Linked DNA regions of Homo sapiens: region 1 is linked to region 2. The links are chromatin loops, found by intact Hi-C in ENCODE. Cell type or tissue: sigmoid colon. All regions are shown on one strand. Each heading gives the region's core, and the rest is flanking DNA. Links, peaks and the distances in the headings are about the cores only.

Region 1 (2,925 bases), core at 162-2,661, 75 kb after region 2:
TATGATAATAGATTTTATAAATCTATTTTTATCTTCCTTTTCTTTATGTCTTCCAAGGTTTTAAATTATCTTTATTTTTGTCTATGCCATTCATAAAATATCTTTGACTATTTAGCTTGCTGTGCACATTTGTTAACGACACACTAAGAAGCTAACTGGACACTGTGCATTTATGGGTGGAACTTGTTAAATGCTAGACTTCCCAGTAGAATTACAGGGTTGGGAATCTTCACTGGGGGAGGTCCCCAAATGGTAGAATTTATAGAGCTTTTCTCCCCTAGTAATTCTCCCATCTTCTTCTTGCAGGCATAACCCTGATAGCATTCTTTCTAGAACTTCGCCAAATAAGCGGACTGGAATAATATTCAGACTATAGACTTTCACGTAACCTTCTTTTTTTAAGAAATGAATCACAGCTCTTATCTGGGCCCGGTTTTCTTGCATCCAGGGTTTTTGTTATTCTGTATTGTTAGAAAGTAAAATTTTAGTCTGTCAAGGATGGGGAAGGGGCTATCTCTGAGCACCTAGGGTGTAGGTCTCTATTTGTTTCTTAAACAGAATTTTAGCTAATACCTATGGACTTTTAGCTGTATACTCTACTTCCATAAGTACTTAATGATTTATGTTTCAAGGATCCCCAGAATCCTAGTGTTATTTGGCTCAATTTTAAGGTTTTCTTAAAATAGTCTGGGGTTTCTACTGTGTCATTTACTACTCATCCTTCTGCTTCTTGATTTTCTTATTAAAACAAAATCCTGTTATCTCCTCTCCCTTTTTCATTAATCTCTTAAACGTGCTTTTTATCTTCTTTTAAAATACGTTTACTGCCAATTTTGGAAGAAAAACGTGGTAAATGGCATGCCTTCATTCCTCCACATTGATCTGGAATTCCTTCTCTGTCTTAATTTGGTTCAGCCTATATCCACATACACCAAGGCTAGACTTAAAGATAAAATCAATTATTTTAATTTTACCAGCTTTGGTCAATAATTTTGTTTCTATGTTTTTCTGACTTAGTCAGTTTTTATGTAAGTCAAGGTGGTTGAGTATTATAAGTTTCTATTACTATAATGATTTCATATTCAAACACTGGATAGGAAAAATTGATTATGGGCTTGGCATCTATCTATACGGTTTTACAGAAAGAGAGAAAAAAACACTTTTAGATAGTGGTATCAAAAAAGGTTGATATATATTTTTTATCATCTCCTCTCCTTCCTTGTTTGCAAGCTACTAACAGTCACACCCAAGGATAAAACATTCCTATGCATTTACAACTTTTCACTAGCAAAGACCTGACTACTAAACAAAGGCAGCTTGACCAGACCACGGTTTTATGATGGGCTTGAGAGGGGCTTTGTTTCACATTCTGGTTGTATTTTCAGTGGGGCTCATTCTTAACTGTTTCATGATTTGGGGAGACACATTGCTGATTTTATTGTTCAGAGCCTTTCTTCTCCTTTTTCTTGTGGAATGAGTGATGTTCCACACGGAAGATTAAGATATATAATAACAAAACAGAAACTCTCACGTTTAGCTGTAGTTAGATTTATGGTTAAGTTTATGGAGATTACTTAGGGCTGGGAACACACGTCCAAGAACGTCTCTGCAGTTACAACTGTGCATGGAGTGAGATGCTGTTACAGACTATGGACAGTAAATACCTCTGAGGTTGTGTGTCACTTCCTGTAGGCCCATGAGTCTTTCTGATTTAAGTAGGAAGGTGTCTGTTAGTAATGCAAACAAAACCTAGTTTAACCTCTGATTCCCAACATCTGGAATATTTATCTCTTTGGCAATTGTGCGGTTCACTGAACACTCACCATTCCAGTGGTCCACTGAAGAAGGATTTTGGCTTGAAAAGAGACCGCCATGGGAAAAAAAAAATCTAATTCAGAGTAGTTATCACTGAGAATACCAAAAGGATTTGTGATAGCAATATCCCTTTGACTCCACAGCTGGTCTGCGTGGATTGTGCTCTAGTGAGAGCCTGTTTTCCTAATGCCGTGAGAAAAGACATAGATTCTTCCTTTGGACCTTATTACAACACAAGATTTTTTTTATTGTACACTTTAAAGACTCTTTAATCCGAAAACTTAGTTTCAACTTTTTATTTCTCTGTATGCCTCTGAATGGAATCCAAACAATTCAACATCGTTTTTTTTTCTTTTTCTCTTTCAGAAATGGATGAGAGATTCAAGTATACTTTTTTGATGTCCTGTGGACATTTTTGCATTTTTATATTCTTCATTAAACATAAAACAAAGAGCTTTGGTTCTGAATACAAGAGAATATAAGTTGTTAAGACCATTAACAACTCGTTAATGGTCACAGGCATTCTGGATCTTTTCCCATAGCTTCTGGGGACACACTCTTTCTCAAATGCTGGGTAGAACAGTAAGTGTGGTTAAGGCTGACTTGAGAATGAAGTTGGAATTGGATGCAGCAGTTTCACAATGACATCAAGGTCCAAGGTCAGGGAAGTGGCAAGACCTTTACCCAGCAGAGTTAACTATAAGCCATAAAAGTATCTAGGAGCAGACCTGAGTGAAGCACGTGTTCAGTTAGTTATTGAAACAAAAGTATGTAGCTTGTCTCAAGTTCCTGGTAACTACTTCAGGGCTGATTGACTAGGTATTTCTGTGTGTATGTAATTGCTTTTCTCCATTTAAGAATAAACTACAAGGAACAGATACTATATAGCTTCTGGAAGTTTATTTCTTCTAGCAAATGGCAACTTTAGTTTTTTATTGGTTGAAGCCCTTGGGCACGTTTTAAAATATTGCCTTGTAAAATGTGATGAGTGTATTCCTAAAGCTCTAGTGTCTTAACTCAGCTCTCCACAGCCCCACATTCCTTTTACATGCATGTCTCCTAACTGGACATTAGGGAAGTTTTTTTTCTCCCAACTTCTCATTGATAATA
Region 2 (2,925 bases), core at 181-2,680:
TTGTGTGTGCTGTACTGGGATCAAAGCATTCTTTCTCGTTCCTCATCTACCTCTTCTCCCTACTGCTTGTCTGCCTTCTCCTGCAGGGGGTCAGACTGGCCACATTTGCACGTCTCAGTGCATAGCCCTTTTATACAAAGTTTTCTTTGTTAATCAGGAGAAGTGAATGCAAATCCTCTCTCTGTACAATGAACTGCTTTGAGAAGAAGGTGTGACAGTGATATAATGACCTGGTGAATTTTCAGACAAGGAGGATCAAAATTTCTTGATTTATTTTCTAAAGATTAATATTTGAGAGATGTGTGTGTGTGTGTGTCCACATTCTTCCTCTGGAAGACAATGTCATTATGCAATAGAGTTCTTGAATTCTCTCCTTTTCCATGTTTATATCTGAATTATCCTTTATACTTGGGTGTCAGAGCAAGATTTTGTTGTTGCTGAAACCGCAGGATATGCAATCTGTGTGTCTTCGGCTGGTTAATGAGCTTTAATACCTAACCTTAGCGGGTCACTCTCACAGTCCCTGGTAGGGCCTAGAGGGGTACACGGGGCTACCTCCCCCTTATTAGCCATGAAGCCAGAGTAGACTGAAACATAAGCACTACCTTCCATCATGTTTCTCTGTAAGATATTAATAAAAACACAGTGGCTGCTCATTCTGCCTTTCAGTTTTACTTGTCATTACTTCTTGCACCAATCAAGCAAACAGTTGGTAATCATTTAATGGAAGTTCAGGTAAGTTACAAGGTGGTCTTTTGAACAGCCTGGCAGTCTTTGGCTATGGATTATACTTGAAGATCTTGGATGACACCCTAGGTAGTTATTAAATGTTAAAAAACAGACACAAAATGAAGAGGTCTGTGTTATGTTTTACTTAATTTCTTTTTTTGTTAGCATAGTAGAATCAAAAAGATGGTCGCTTCATTTGACCTTCTCTCCATGGGAATAGTAACTATAATGGGTTTAATTAACTATGTGGCATTGATGTAATTAGTTATCCTGGTGATTATACTTCTTTAATAAAAGCACTTCATTTGAGATGCATTGGTGTTCTGCAATGGCCGAGCCCTACACCTATATTTCATAACTGTCTAGACAGGGCAACTGTGTGCATATTTTACCAACAGCCCTTGAGAGAGGTTATCTTGCATGTCTTAAGGTAATTGGGAACTAATGATTTTGCCCCCTGGTTTCAGGCTCTTGCAGCAGAGAGCAGAGACGCTGTGGGGGAGGGGTGGCCGCTCATTTTGTGTACACTAAAAGGGCGGGGGAAGGGCTGTGTTTTGGAAACCATATGCTCTTAGGAACTGTTTCTCTTTAAGCTAGCAGTCAGAGAGACAGTATCACCAGAGGGAATTGGGGGTGTTTAATCTATGGGTGGACTGCATAAATACATTTCAATAAATGTACACAGTGTATAGGGACATATGCTCATATTAATAGGAATCCTGAGTGTACACATGTCTATTAAGAAACATGCAGTACATTTCGGTATTAAAAGTAGATCACTGCTTAGATTTGGTCAGCAGGTGACTGGCAATGTCCCTTTCACACGGCTCAGTAGACAATGAAGTCAGGCTGTATGGAAAAAAATAGGGCAAATATAAAAGAAGAAACATATAATGCAAAAATTACCATATGAAAATGTCAATAATAGTATCACAAGAAGCCCCAAAGAAGAGAACAAAAGCAAAAAGATTATCTAGCTGTGCCCAGCCCCATCCACAGCAAACATGGTGTCTGAACCCCCTTAGTTTTCTCAATATTCAAACTTGGGTAATGGAAGGGGAGGGGGCAAGGATGGGCATGGGAACAGAATGGTGTGGACAGAAAGGGGATTTTAAAAACCTAGCTGAAGTAGATGCAGCTGAGAAATAATAGGCTCTGCAGATGATCTTTTTTGCCGGTAGAAGTACTATTTCTTTTCCAGTCTGCTTTCTTTGACTCTCCTTCTTTTTTCAAAGAAATGCTTTCCCTGTCACCTCTTCCAGCAGCTCTTTATCCTGCAGAACTGTGTATCCTCCCATCCGCGTCTCTCCTGCTTTCTCCCTGTCTGGAGACACACACTGAAATCACTGCAGGCATTTGACTGCTTCATGCAGCATGGCAAGGAACACTGTGGGTCATTCTAACAGCCAAACCCATAAACAAGCACCACTGAAAAACCAAACAAATGTAGAAGAAGTGCCTCAGTGGAGGTACCTGCCAACAAGACTTGTTCCTTTGCCACGAGGGATGCTCCAGCAAAAGCCTCCATCCCTCATTAAATCAATAAAATCAAATGTCCTTTATTTTAATCCTCTGCACTGTAATCCAGTAGCAAGGAGAGGGGCCCAGGCTTTTCATCTCATTGTTTCAAAACAGATCGTTTGGTAGGAATTGACAAAAGGTTCATTCCTTTACCTTTGTGGAAATGTCAGTAAAAAGGCAGGTGCTGGGCATTCGGACTCTTTTGCTTAGTAGAAGAAAAAAAGGGGTGTGTGGGGGGTGGGGGTGGCATTGGGGGTGGGGGGAGGGATCTGTGACAGGCTGACTACATGAACCAAAGCTTTCTAAGACATTTTGTTTAGCTTGATATTGTGCAGCAGTGAGAAGAGAGGTGGAATCTATTGTGTGCCAGCTGCATGAATCACCGGATTGAAGTCTAACAGCCTCAGATCCTCTTTTATACAGTAGAGGGGAGATTAAAGCAGGGAGCTCATATGTCACAAAATAGAGGTACAATGTAGTTCTGGCTTGCTTAGTGCACTTAGCCGGCGTTGGATCCAAATTTAGCCAAAGGGAAAGAACGTGCACTGCTATCAGCCAGGGAGGTGACAAATGTTGAGCTGTAATATCCAAAATTCCTTTTCGTTTTCCAAAATGTCATCTCTTCTTTGTCAGCTTCATTATGATTGAATCTATGTATAGTCACAGACCAACTGG

What was found. Hi-C counts contacts between places; a loop is a spot of excess contacts. Peaks named below come from ENCODE experiments on the same cell type or tissue, not always from the same donor. Only the 100,000 strongest peaks of a DNase experiment are listed, where the experiment ranks them.
Region 1: it touches region 2 in a loop (2.2-fold over the local background); 2 of 110 quality-filtered maps call a loop at or near these places.

The regions. Positions count from the first base shown.
Region 1 is chr6:139,851,003-139,853,927 of GRCh38, forward strand. All of the region lies in intron 1 of FILNC1 (FOXO induced long non-coding RNA 1), which reads left to right. Among named protein-coding and RNA genes, the nearest start is that of FILNC1, 81 kb to the left of the region's middle. In sigmoid colon, for the core only: no CTCF peak of the experiment used is centred there; no DNase peak of the experiment used is centred there; H3K27ac peaks cover 1,215 bases.
Region 2 is chr6:139,776,224-139,779,148 of GRCh38, forward strand. The region is part of intron 1 of FILNC1 (FOXO induced long non-coding RNA 1); the gene reads left to right. Among named protein-coding and RNA genes, the nearest start is that of FILNC1, 6.6 kb to the left of the region's middle. In sigmoid colon, for the core only: no CTCF peak of the experiment used is centred there; no DNase peak of the experiment used is centred there.